Linked DNA regions of Homo sapiens: region 1 is linked to region 2. A link is a contact called in ENCODE Hi-C or POLR2A ChIA-PET data. All regions are on one chromosome and are shown on one strand. The core of a region is the stretch at or near the end of the contact, and the rest is flanking DNA. Distances in the headings are between cores, read along the strand shown.

Region 1 (5,919 bases), core at 1,427-3,926, 2.0 Mb after region 2:
CAGCATGTAAGCGTATTACAATTAGGTGGTATACCTCAAAAAGTACTTTCAGGACATGAAGGCACATGAGGGTGCAATCTCTGTAAACCAGCCAGAACCCGTCTATGGTCAGGGTCTCTTATCAGGGAAAAGTTACTGAAACGAGTCTCTTGTCCAAGGAAAGCTCTAGTTACGGCTGGTGGAGCAGGGGTGTGGGGCCAGGGTCGGCAGGGGGAGGAGCTGCGGTTGTTTCAATGCTGCTTATCTTGAGGCTAGTGCTTGTTTAGCTGCTACAGAAAAAGAGAAACCTGCGGCCTTTAGAACAGAGTTGATTCTTCACGTGCAGGGATGCACGACTTACTTTCACCAGGCCTGGCCTGAGGTCCTGTTTATAATTTGGTATTTTATTGCCACAGAGCCTGTTCTTAGTCTTATGATCTCTATTTTAACATGAACACCGGTCAATTCTGTCTAAACCACACAAGGGAGGGGGTAGAATGAGGTGCCTCTGACCTACCATCCCGTCACGGCTGGAAACTCAGTTTTTTGGCTTTTTTTTTTGAGATGGAGTCTCACTCTGTTGCCCAGGCTGGAGTGCAGTGGTACGATCTTGGCTCACTGAAACAGATTCAAGCAATTTTCCTGCCTCAGCCTCCAGAGTCGCTGAAATTACAAGCATCCACCACCACACCTGGCTAATTTTTTTGTATTTTTAGTAGAGACGGGGTTTTGCCATGTTGGCCAGGCTGGTCTCGAACTCCTGACCTCAGGTGATCCACCCGCCTTGGCCTCCCAAAATGCTGGGATTACAGGTGTGAGCCACCACGTCTGGCTGGAAACTCAGTTTTTAAGGTGTCTCTGGGACCCCTTGGCCAAGAGGGGTCTTTTCAGTAGTTGGGGGGCTTAGGATTTTTTTTTCTTTTTTTTTTTTGAGATGGAGTCTCATTGTCACCCAGGCTGGAGTGCAGTGGCACGATCTCAGGTCACTGCAACCTCTGCCTCCCAGGTTCAAGCGATTTTCCTGCCTCAGCCTCCCGAGTAGCTGGAATTACAGGTGTGTGCCACCACGCCTGGCTAATTTTTATGTATTTTTAGTAGAGACGGGGTTTTGCCATGTTGGCCAGGCTGGTCTCGAACCCCTGACCTCAGGGTGATCCACCTGCCTCTGCCTCCCAAAGTGCGGGGATTACAGGCATGAGCCACCGTGCCTGGCCAAGATTTTATTTTTAGTTTACAATTGGAAGGCTAGTGGGCCGGTGCAGAATCTCGCTGACTTTTGGGTGAGCATGTTGAGGGCCCCCTGCGTCAGCTGCTCTTCTGTTGAACGGTGCAGGGTGGGGAGGCCTGGGCTGCACTGGCCACACAGTCCCCTCAAGAAGATCTTCTACGTGAAACAAAGGAGCACTGAGCGAGGGGAGCTCTGCTCAGAAAGGACCATCTTGCATCACTGAAATTGTGGGAAATGATAACAAAAAATTGAAATGTCGTGAAGAAACACACCAATAAGACCATTTTTAAATATACAGAGGAAGCTAGAAAATACAGAAAGAGGAACCATTCGGACAAGATACTCAGGAAATATCCAGGATTGTTATACCTAAAACAGCCCTCACTGCCCCCCTCCTGGCAGCGCACCTGAGCCCGGAGCCTGCCAGGGACAGCTCTGAGGAGCCAGGCAGGGCCAGGGATGGGCTCTGAGGGGCCAGGCAGGGCTAGGGATGGACTCTCGTGCCTGCCTGCTTGAGGCTTCCTTGGTCAGAGCGAGCGATGCCACCTTTAGGATGGCCAGAATTAGCAAATAAAAATATGGGATGCCGATAAATCTGTACTTCAGATAAACAATTTTTAGTACATGCCCAACGCGGTAGAGGTAAATCTATAGGGGCTGAAGCAGATTTGCTGGGCCGTGGGCAGGGTGGGGAGTGAACGCTCATGGGCACGGGGTTTCTTTCTGGGGCAACAGAAACGGTGTCACATGAGATAGTGAGCATGGCCGCCCATCTCCGAATATACGGCAAAGCCATAAGCTTTCAATAAGTGAATTTCACAGTAAGTGCATTATATTTCAACAAATCTGTTTTAAAATCTTAACTGAGCCGGGCGTGCTGTCTCAGGCCTCTAGTCCCAGCTACTCTGGAGGCCGAGGCGGGAGGATCGCTTGAGGCCAGGAGTTCAAGACCAGCCTGGGCAACATAGCGAGACCCCATCTCTACAAAAAACACGTTAAACAAAAACGTTAATTGGGCGTTCCGTGTTGTATCCAGCAATCCTAACCGCCCTCCGTCCCCGCGAGCCCCAGTCCTTCCCCTGCGGCTGGGCTGGGTCCCCCGTCCCGGGCGGTGAGGGCGCCCTGCAGGCGTCCACAGAGCTGGGCTTCCGTGGCGGCAACCCTAACCCCAGCGCCACCTGGTACGGCCCGGCCCGCGGGTCCCTCCGGGTCAGGACGCAGACGCGCCCGCGGCGGTAACCGGGGGCCCGGGGGCCTCGGGCCCACCCCGGCCAGACCCCGGGGAGGAGCGCAGGACACTGCCCGCGCCGGGACTCGGCTGTTTCCGATCCTCCCGGGCGTCCTTTAGGAGACTCATTCGCAGCCGACGTTGCGGAGGCGCAGGAAAAGGGCGAGCAGGTGCCTCAGGGACACCACTTCCAACCGCACGCCGATCGCCGGCTCCACCATAAATAGAAACGGGTGGTCTCTAATTGGCCTAGCTCTAATTGGCCTAGCTGTTGTCACGTGCTCTCCGATGGCCCAATCACTAAGGCTGGACGATGCTGCACTGTGAATGGCCAGGCCCGAGTCATGTGCCCGGAGAGGGCGGGGCTGGGCCCTTCCGCTCGCCGCGTCTGGCGATCGCGGCTACGGAGACCCAGGAGGGCCCGGCCAGGAGACCCGCTCTCTAGAGCGGCGAGGGCAGGGGTTGCTAGGGCGCCGGGGTCGAACCCGCGCTTCCTGCAAGTCTTAGGGCCGCATCCCTGCCGAGGCGGGCGTTGGGAAGGGTGGGAGATGGGAAGGTGCGGTGGTGCGGGGAGGGGAGGGCGCCGGGAGGGGTCGGAGAGGGGTCGCGGGTTTTGGGGCTGCGAGGAGGGAAGGAGGGAAGAGGAGGGAAGAGGAGGGCAAGGGGAGGGGAGGGCGGGGAGGAGAGAGGGCGCGGGCAGGGGAGTGGAGGGCGCGGGGAGGGGAGGGCGCGGGGAGGGGAGGGCGGGGAGGAGAGAGGGTGCGGAGAGGAGGGCGGGAAGGAGAGGGGACGGGGGGAGGGAGGGGACGGGGGGAGGGAGGGGAGGGTGGGGGAAGGAGGGGAGGGGAGGGTGGGGGAAGGAGGGAAGGGGAGGGGAGGGGAGGAGAGGGCGGGGAGGGGAGGGGAGGGCGCGGGCTGCGGGGCTGCGGGGAGGGAGGGGCGGGTTCAGGGCTGTGGGCCCCGCCCGGGGCACCGCCTGGATCAGGCCTGAGGCCGGCTGCAGAGAACTTGGGCACCGCGGACCAGATTGCTGGTCACCAGGATGAAAAATAAAAAAGACCCAAACAGCTCCCCCGACCCCGCCTTCGCGCAGGCCCCTGGCGTTCTGCTCAGGGGTTTTTGTTTAATGAAGAACGTCAAACATCTGGCAAGGTCGGAATGATTTTGCGATGAGCACCGCCTGGATTCTGCGGTGAAAGCGACTGTGTGCGCGCTCACGGCCTCGCCTGTCCCTGCATCAGCCCATCTCGTCAGGCAGATCAACATGAAGCTGTAAAACGGATGACTTAGGCCGGGCGTCGTGATGGGCGCCTGTAATCCCAGCTACTCGGGAGGCTGAGGCAGGAAAACCGCTTGAACCTGGGAGGCGGAGGTTGCAGTGAACCGCGGTTGCACCACTACACTCCAGCCTGGGAGACAGAGCGAGACTCCGTCTCAAAATAAATAAATAAAACATATGACTTAGGTATATACGCATGGGGGGAATCCTCGTAAGGCAAGAACGTGCTGCACATTCTGGGGACTGGGACAGGATAAGCACACGAGTAGATCTAAGTCACTGGAAATACCTGGTTTTGCTGTTGGAGGGGGGCTTGCAGGTGCTCGTTATATTATTACGCTGTTGTAGTAAAACGATGTTAGTTACAGTATTAAATTGCAAATGTCAGTATCCATCACCGCCAAAACAGCGTGCATACCACTAGCATATGATTTTTGTAGTTTTTTAATGTTAAGTTTGTAATGAAGTGCACAAACTTAATTATACATTGGCTGAGGTTATTTGTTTTAAAGGCAGTACTTGCTCTATGGCCCAGGCTGGAGTGCAGTGCGTGATCATGGCTCACTGTAACCTCAAATTCTTGGCCTCAAGCGATCCTCCTGCCTCACCCTCCTGAAAGGACTGGGATTACAGGCGTGAGCCACCATGCCCAGCCTCCTTTTGCTGAGTTTTAACAAATACAGTAGTGTAACCGAAGATGCCATCAAGACAAATAGAACACGTCCCTCACCCCAGAAAATTCTCTTATGCCCCTTTCCATTCTATGTCCACTGCTACCATGCCACCTGTGCTGATTTCTCCACTATGCTTCCGCCTGTTCTAAGAGTTCATACTAATGGATCATTGGGTACATGTCCTTGTGTAAGGCGTCTTTCCCTTAGCGTCATGTTTCTGGAGATTCTTCTGTGTTGTTTCATGTCTCAGGAGTTTGTTCTTTTGATTGCCAAGCAGTCCAGTGTAAACACACCGGTGTGTTTATCTGCTGTATTCATGGACACTTGGAGCTGTGTCTGGCTATTGGCGATCACGAATAAAGTTGCTGTTGACTTTCTTTTTGAAGTCTTTGTGTGGACATGTTTTTATTTCTCTGGGCAGATACTGAGGAATGGGTCAAAGGAAAGGAGTATGTTTGGTTTTATGAGAAGTTGCCAGATTTCCCCACTGGCTGCTTCCATATTAGTAGTGGAGTCTGAGTCTTCCATTTCCTCCACATCCTCACAGCACTTGGTAATGCCAGCGTGTGTGTGTGTGTGTGTGTGTGTGTGTGTGTGTGTGTGTGTGTATGTGTTGTAGCCGTTTTATTTATTTTTTTTGAGACGGAGTCTCACTCTTGACACCCAGGCTGGAGTGCAATGGCGTGATCTTGGCTTGCTGCAACCTCCACCTCCTGGGTTCCAGTGATTCTCCTGCCTCAGCTTCCTGAGTAGCTGGGATTACAGGTGTGCACCAGCACGCCCGGCCAATTTTTGTACTTTTAGTAGAGATGGGGTTTCACTACGTTGGCCAGGCTGGTCTCGAACTCCTGACCGCAGGTGATCCGCTCGCCTCAGCCTCCCGAAGTGCTGGGATTACAGACGTGAGCCCCCTTACCCAGCCTGGTAACCACCATTCTACTCTCCTACTAATTCCACTTTTTTGCACTCCACATGTATATCAGTGGGATCATGCAGATTTGTCTTTCTGTGCCTGGCTCAGTGATGTCCTTCAGGTTCATCCGTGTTGTCAGCAATGACAAGATTTCCTTCTTTTTAAAGGTTCAATGGTATTCTAAGGTGTAAATGTGTTTTTTTCTGTGGGGGATAGGTCAGAGTGGTGTGAAAAACTATAGGGAAAGGACGCAAACCTTCTGAAAGGGCGGAGGGTTCTGCAGAGCTCCCGGGGAGAATAGCTGAAGGCAGCTGTCCTACAACTCTGAGGCAGAGGGCAAGGAGTTGGTACAAAGGAGTGTAGGGGAATTTATCTTAAACAGGCTTGTTTACTTATGTTGACCAGGAACTGACCTTTGATCATCCGTCCAACGTTCCCTGAAAGGGGAACGATAAATGTTAATTACCTACAGGTTGTGTGGGCTCCAGGTTTTCGGCATTGTGCCTGCACTGAGTAAAAGCAGACAGTGGCCGGGCGCGGTGGCTCACGCCTGTAATCCCAGCACTTTGGGAGGCTGAGGCGGGCGGATCATGAGGTCAGGAGTTCGAGACCATCCTG
Region 2 (5,526 bases), core at 706-3,205:
TGCAGCAGCTGGTAGGGGCAGACTGTGATCACAGAGACAGCACTGTCCCGCAGAAAAATCATGCAAGCCACCAACGTGAGCCATGCAAGTCATTTAAACATTTCGACTAGTCATACTGAAAAAGTCAAAAGAAACAGTTGAAATTAACTGTTTAGAGACAAAGTCTCACTCTGTCGCCAGGGCTGGAGTGCAGTGGTGCAGTCAAGATTGGTGGGAGGAAAAAGCAGGTTTTAATTGGAGACCCAGCAAAGCGAGAAGATGCCCAACTAGCGTTCTAAAGTGTCACCTTGGCTGGGCGCAGTGGCTCATGCCTGTAATTCCAGCACTTTGGGAGGCCAAGGCAGGTGGATCACCTGAGGTCAGGAGTTTGAGACCACCCTGGCCAACATGGAGAAACCCCGTCTCTACTAAAAATACAAAAATTAGCCAGGCTTGGTGGCGGGCGCTTGTAATCCCAGCTACTCGGGAGGCTGAGGCATGAGAATCACTTGAACTGGGAGGTGGAGTTTGCAGTGAGCCAAGATCACGCCACTGCACTCCAGCCTGGGGTATAGAGTGAGACTGTCTCCAAAAAACAAACAAACAATAAATAAAGTGCCACCCTAAAATTAAAAATTTATCCTCAGGTTTTGTGTGTTTGTTAGTTTTTGAGGCAAGATCTCACTTTGTCATCCAGGCTGGAGTGCAGTGGTATGATCACGACTCACTGCAGCCTGGAGCTCCCTGGGCTCAAACGATCCTCTTGCCTCAGCCTCTTCAGGTGCACCACCACGCCCAGCTAATTTTTTTAAATGATTTTTTTTGTAGAGATGGGGTCTCTCTATGTTGCCCAGGCTGCCATCGAGTTCTTCTAGGGAAACTTGCCGTGGGCACCGTGGGGAGTGGGGTAAGGGCAGGGTCTGTGTCTTGTTCCCATGGCTGTCGTGGGCAGTTGTCGGTTAGGAGGGGTGGCTGTCGAGGATGTTGGACTAATTGTTGGCGACCCCCCGCCCCAAGCAGGAGCATTCAGCTGGGGTTCCGCGCCGGGAATTGTTTCAGGATGAGGGTCCCCTCTGGAATGCGCAGAGGGGCGCAGTGTCCAGAGAGGGACGGGATGAAGGGGTGAGAGGAGAAGGAAGAAAAAGAAAGTGGGTGATTTTAAAACGGAGGTCCCTGGTCACACCATGAGCCTCACAGATGGGAAAACTGAGGCACGGGGGATGGTGCGGACCGCCGTGGCCCCTCCATCATCAGTGACAGAGCGCTCCGCGCGGGGCCGCGGAGGTCCCTTAATCTGCAAAGGCCCCCACGCGGCGCGCTGACGACGTCCACTGCACCCGCCGGGCGCCCTCTGGGCCGCTCCCAGGCTGGCCGCCGGCTCTGCGCGGCCGCAGACACTGTCCGAGGTGCTGGGCGCCGGGGCGGGGGGCGCGCCTGTCCCGCCCCACTCGGCTGCTCGGGCCTGCCCGGGGTCTGGGCTTCCGGGAGACCCGCATGCGCCCCACGCCTGGCGGGAACCGAGGCCCCTCCCGCGTCTGTACCCGGCGCGCAGCGGCCCGAGGCGCCTCCCGGGGGCTGGGGGCCCGGAGTCACTGGGAGGCGCCACCGGCGGGGAATTCCGCACACGCCTGCGCGGGGCCGGCGGCGGCGGCGGGCAGGGCGGGGCCGGCGGCGGCGGCGGCGGGCAGGGCGGGGCCGGCGGCGGCGGCGGCGGGCAGGGCGGGGCCGGCGGCGGCGGCGGCGGGCAGGGCGGGGCCGGCGGCGGCGGCGGCGGGCAGGGCGGGGCCGGCGGCGGCGGCGGCGGGCAGGGCGGGGCCGGCGGCGGCGGCGGCGGGCAGGGCGGGGCCGGCGGCGGCGGCGGCGGGCAGGGCGGGGCCGGCGGCGGCGGCGGCGGGCAGGGCGGGGCCGGCGGCGGCGGCGGCGGGCAGGGCGGGGCCGGCGGCGGCGGCGGCGGGCAGGGCGGGGCCCAGGGCCCCGTGACCCGAGGGGCGACAGCGCGCGGCAGGCGGCGAGCTCGGGGGCCGCAGGTGCGAGCGGGCCTGGAGAGTCTCCCGGGGCGGGGAGCGGGCTAGGATACAGTGGGCCCCGCGGGCCGGCGGGCCGGGTCCCGGGGAGCGGCGCCTGCGTCCGGATGCCCCTCCCGGCCGCCTCTTCCTGCCGGCTCCAAGTTTCGGTTTCGCCGCCGGGGTGCCCGGTCCAGCCCCGCCCGCGGCGCCCACTGACCCTGTTCCCCGGCTGCGGGAGGGGTCGGGGTGGGGGCAGCGGGCACGCCTGGGACCCCGGCGACATCCCCGGAGCGCAGAGCGCGGAGGAGGCTTTGCGCCCCGGCAGTGCTGCCCCCGGGAAGTGGCCGGGGCACGGGGGGTGTAGTGGAAGGGGACAGCCGGACCCGGGCCTGCAGGTCCGCCCGGGAATCCTGCGCCTGTACGAATGGCAACAACGGAAAAGTGAAGTTGCAAAAACAGACTCCTAACTTTTACGAGGGAGGCATCGCCCCGTCTGAACCGCACCGCGCAGCGTCCTTCCGACTTGGCGAAGTCGCCCGAGCGCGGGGCTCAAGGCCAGGGTGGGCACCCCTCCCGGATGGCTGCCTGCAAGCCGGCGGGCCGGGCCCTGGGGGAGTCCAGGGCGGGAGGGGAAGGAGCTGTGCAAACATGGTGGTGGCCCTTCCCTGCCCCCACCTTGTTGACTTTGGTTGTGGTTGGGGGATGGGCTTTGATTTGGGTGGCAGTGTCTGTGCTTGGGAAAAAATGTCAGAGAAAAGACAGGAAGCGGATTGAATGCAACAGTGTTGGGTGCCTGGGGCTCTCTCTTGTGTCTTCCGGCCCCTAGAGCAGATGGAACAATAAGATGCTTTAGGGGGCCGGGCGCAGTGGCTAATGCCTGTAATCCCAAAACTTTGGGAGGCCAAGGCGGGTGGGTCACCTGAGGTCGGGAGTTCGAGACCAGCCTGGCCAACATGAAACCCCGTTTCTACTAAAAACACAAAAAATTAGCCGGGTGTGGTGGCGCATGCCTGTAACTCCACCTACTTGGGAGACTGAGGCGGGAGAATCGCTAGAGCCCGGGAGGCGGAGGTTGCAGTGAGCTGAGATTGCCCACTGTACTCCAGCCTGGGTGAAACTGTCAAACAAACAAAAAATGCTTTTTGGAGGATTTTTCGAGTTTTCTGGTCTGTGGTTCCCCAGTGTAGCATTGGAGAAGGAAACACTTCGGGTGGAAAGAAAGAGGCCTGGGCGGTGGGGAGTCATTGAAGGTGTTTGAGGGAGGGAGTGTCCACTGGTGGTTGTTTCAGGTAGAGTGTGGAGGGGAGGAGGTACGGTGGGAGCCAGGGCTTGGCTGTGGCAGGGGTAGGGGAGTTTTAAACTCTCCTTCTACTCTGAAGGAGAGATAATTTTAGTCTCTGGAATAAAAGGGCAGCAGACCTGGAGAAAAGGGATGCAAATTGTCCCATACACCTATTGGGAACCTCATCAAAGAGAAGACTGCAGAAGACAGATGATTGATGTTTTTATGGCATTGGGACAGGGGCTTGGGGCTGGAGAGGGGAGGTGTGCAGGGTTGTCTTGTTGTGCAGATAATCACTCAGGTGATCTCAGAGCTGCTCTCAGAGGAACTGGCGAGGCCGCAGGCACTCCTCTTGTGTGTCCCTGGGACCGTTCCTAGATCCCTCTAGGCAGATAATGGGGCCTCAGAGAGAGCTTCTGCTCCATTCTGCTGTTTCATGGTGTGGATTTCCTTTATAGCCTTTTACAAAAGGATAGCTTCCCAGAACTCCTGAGTATGTGGTTGCTCTGAATAGCCATCTCAAAATTGACCACAGAATCTGTTTTGGGGTGGCATAGATTAGTCTCCCACACAGGTCAAGCCAGGGAACCCCACCCAGTGCCTCCGTCCCTCGTTCAGGCCCAGCCTGAGTGAGCCCACCCCAGTGGGAGGAGAGGGCAGGGCCAGGGCAGGGAGGGGGCCTGAGTGTCCTCCTGGCTGCTGAAGGCACCAGTCAGCTGCCGCTCCAGCCACTGCCCCAGTGGAGTTCTTTGGTTCCAAGCCAGCAGAAGAAGGTGGTGGGTGGGCCAGTGTGCCCTGAGGCTTCTTACTGGGGAGGGAGAGAGTCAGGTCCTCCACTGTTAGGTGGCCAAGCGCCCAAACGCCATCTCCACTCTCACCCTGGATGCAAGAAGTGACCCCGGAGGCCTGAGTCCTGGCCTTGGTCTGGTTTGATGCCATCCACCGCAGAGGCTGTTCTGAGGGCAGGTGGTCAGTGCAGAGTGGCGCGCTTTGTGGATGGCAGCCTCCCCCCATTACTAGGAATCTGACTGCCAGCCCAGTAGCCCTGGGCTGCCTGCTCAGGCCCCATCACCTGTGGGGCAGGTGCTTTAGTCCCCTTAAGAGGATGAGGAGGGTGAGGCATCAGCAGGCTGAGCGCCTTGCTCAGGGCAGGCCGTGGGACCCTGCCGAACAGCACGTGGCTGCCCCACGCCTGCCTGGAGCATCCCCTATCCCCACCCAGCCCAACCCATGTTCTCAGCAGCAGGGATGGTTCTAGGCTGGCTGAATGAGGGACCAGGGCAGAGACTGCAAAAGCTTGAGAGCCAAGGGGGCAGCACAGAGCGGGGAGGGGCTGGGCTTGGGCTGTGCTCCTGTTGGGTTTCCATTAACCAGGGGACCAGCTGGGCTGCTGTGATTTCACTTTCGCAGAAAATGAAACTGAAGCCGTGGTCACGTGACAGGACATGTAGTATATAGCAGGCTGCCAGCGACTCCTGCTCTTGCTTCTGGATCTGCAGGGCAGTCCCAGCAGGACCCATGGAGTGTCCTTCGTGCCAGCATGTCTCCAAGGAGGAAACCCCCAAGTTCTGCAGCCAGTGCGGAGAGAGGCTGCCTCCTGCAGCCCCCATAGCAGGTGAGGCCCAGGGGTGCTGGTGGAGGCTGGGGCAGTGGGGACCCCTGGAGATGTCTCACCTCCCTTCCAGGAAATGGAAACCCTGGGCAGCAGGCAGCTCAGGTGGGGCCGAGGTCCTCTGTGGCTACTGAGGCTCTGTGGCTCTGAATAGCCATCTCAAAAGTGACCACAGAGTCTGTTTTGGGGTGGCATAGATTAGTCTCCCACACAGGTCAAGCCAGGGGACCACCACCCAGTGCTTCCGTCCCTCGTTCAGGCCCGGCCTGAGTGAGCCCACCCGAGTGGGAGGAGAGGGCAGGGCCAGGGCAGGGAGAGGACAAAACAAGAAGTTTTGTCGGGGTCTTTGCTGGAGGTTCCTGCTTTTGAAAATTTTCAGTTTCATTTCCTAGAGAGAGCTCACGGTTTTTCTTCCCCTTGGGAATGAGAAGTGTCGGGCTGAGCTGAGGGCTTCATAGAGAGTTTCAGAGAATGCTGCAGGGAAGCAGAGTTTGAGGCTCTGCAGGGGTTGAGAGCTCTGCCTGGGTTAGTTTTTGAGGGGCCGTGAGGGGGCCCCAGGACCTGTCCAGGCACCTCCCTGGCTCGGGAGGCCAGTGGAGAGACAGGAGCGGGGCAGTGTCAGGCGGGCCTTGCCTGCTGAGCATCTT

The links. Hi-C counts contacts between places; a loop is a spot of excess contacts on that map. ChIA-PET counts read pairs that join two places held with the same protein, here RNA polymerase II (POLR2A). Pooled maps may share reads with other maps.
Region 1: a loop to region 2 is called in a pooled map, with 8 times the contacts of the local background. The contact joins the promoter of LINC01970 here to the promoter of RNF213 in region 2. A Hi-C loop is called at or near these places in 1 of 37 single-sample maps with no recorded cell type and 5 of 50 pooled maps. POLR2A ChIA-PET finds 5 or more read pairs at or near these places in 1 of 52 experiments (activated CD4-positive, alpha-beta T cell).

Annotation. Positions count from the first base shown.
Region 1 is chr17:82,290,138-82,296,056 of GRCh38, forward strand. LINC01970 (long intergenic non-protein coding RNA 1970) reads right to left here and starts at 2,677. Exons shown (of 2, transcript NR_135639.1): 1 at 2,386-2,677; 2 at 1-1,426. RefSeq lists silencers at 2,273-2,322, 2,363-2,612 and an enhancer at 3,369-3,478.
Region 2 is chr17:80,258,897-80,264,422 of GRCh38, forward strand. It overlaps RNF213 (ring finger protein 213), which reads left to right and starts at 1,956. Exons shown (of 68, transcript NM_001256071.3): 1 at 1,956-2,006; 2 at 4,678-4,882. The coding sequence starts at 4,786. RefSeq lists silencers at 1,335-1,684, 1,964-2,313, 2,694-2,833, 4,408-4,625 and enhancers at 4,547-4,836, 4,575-5,131.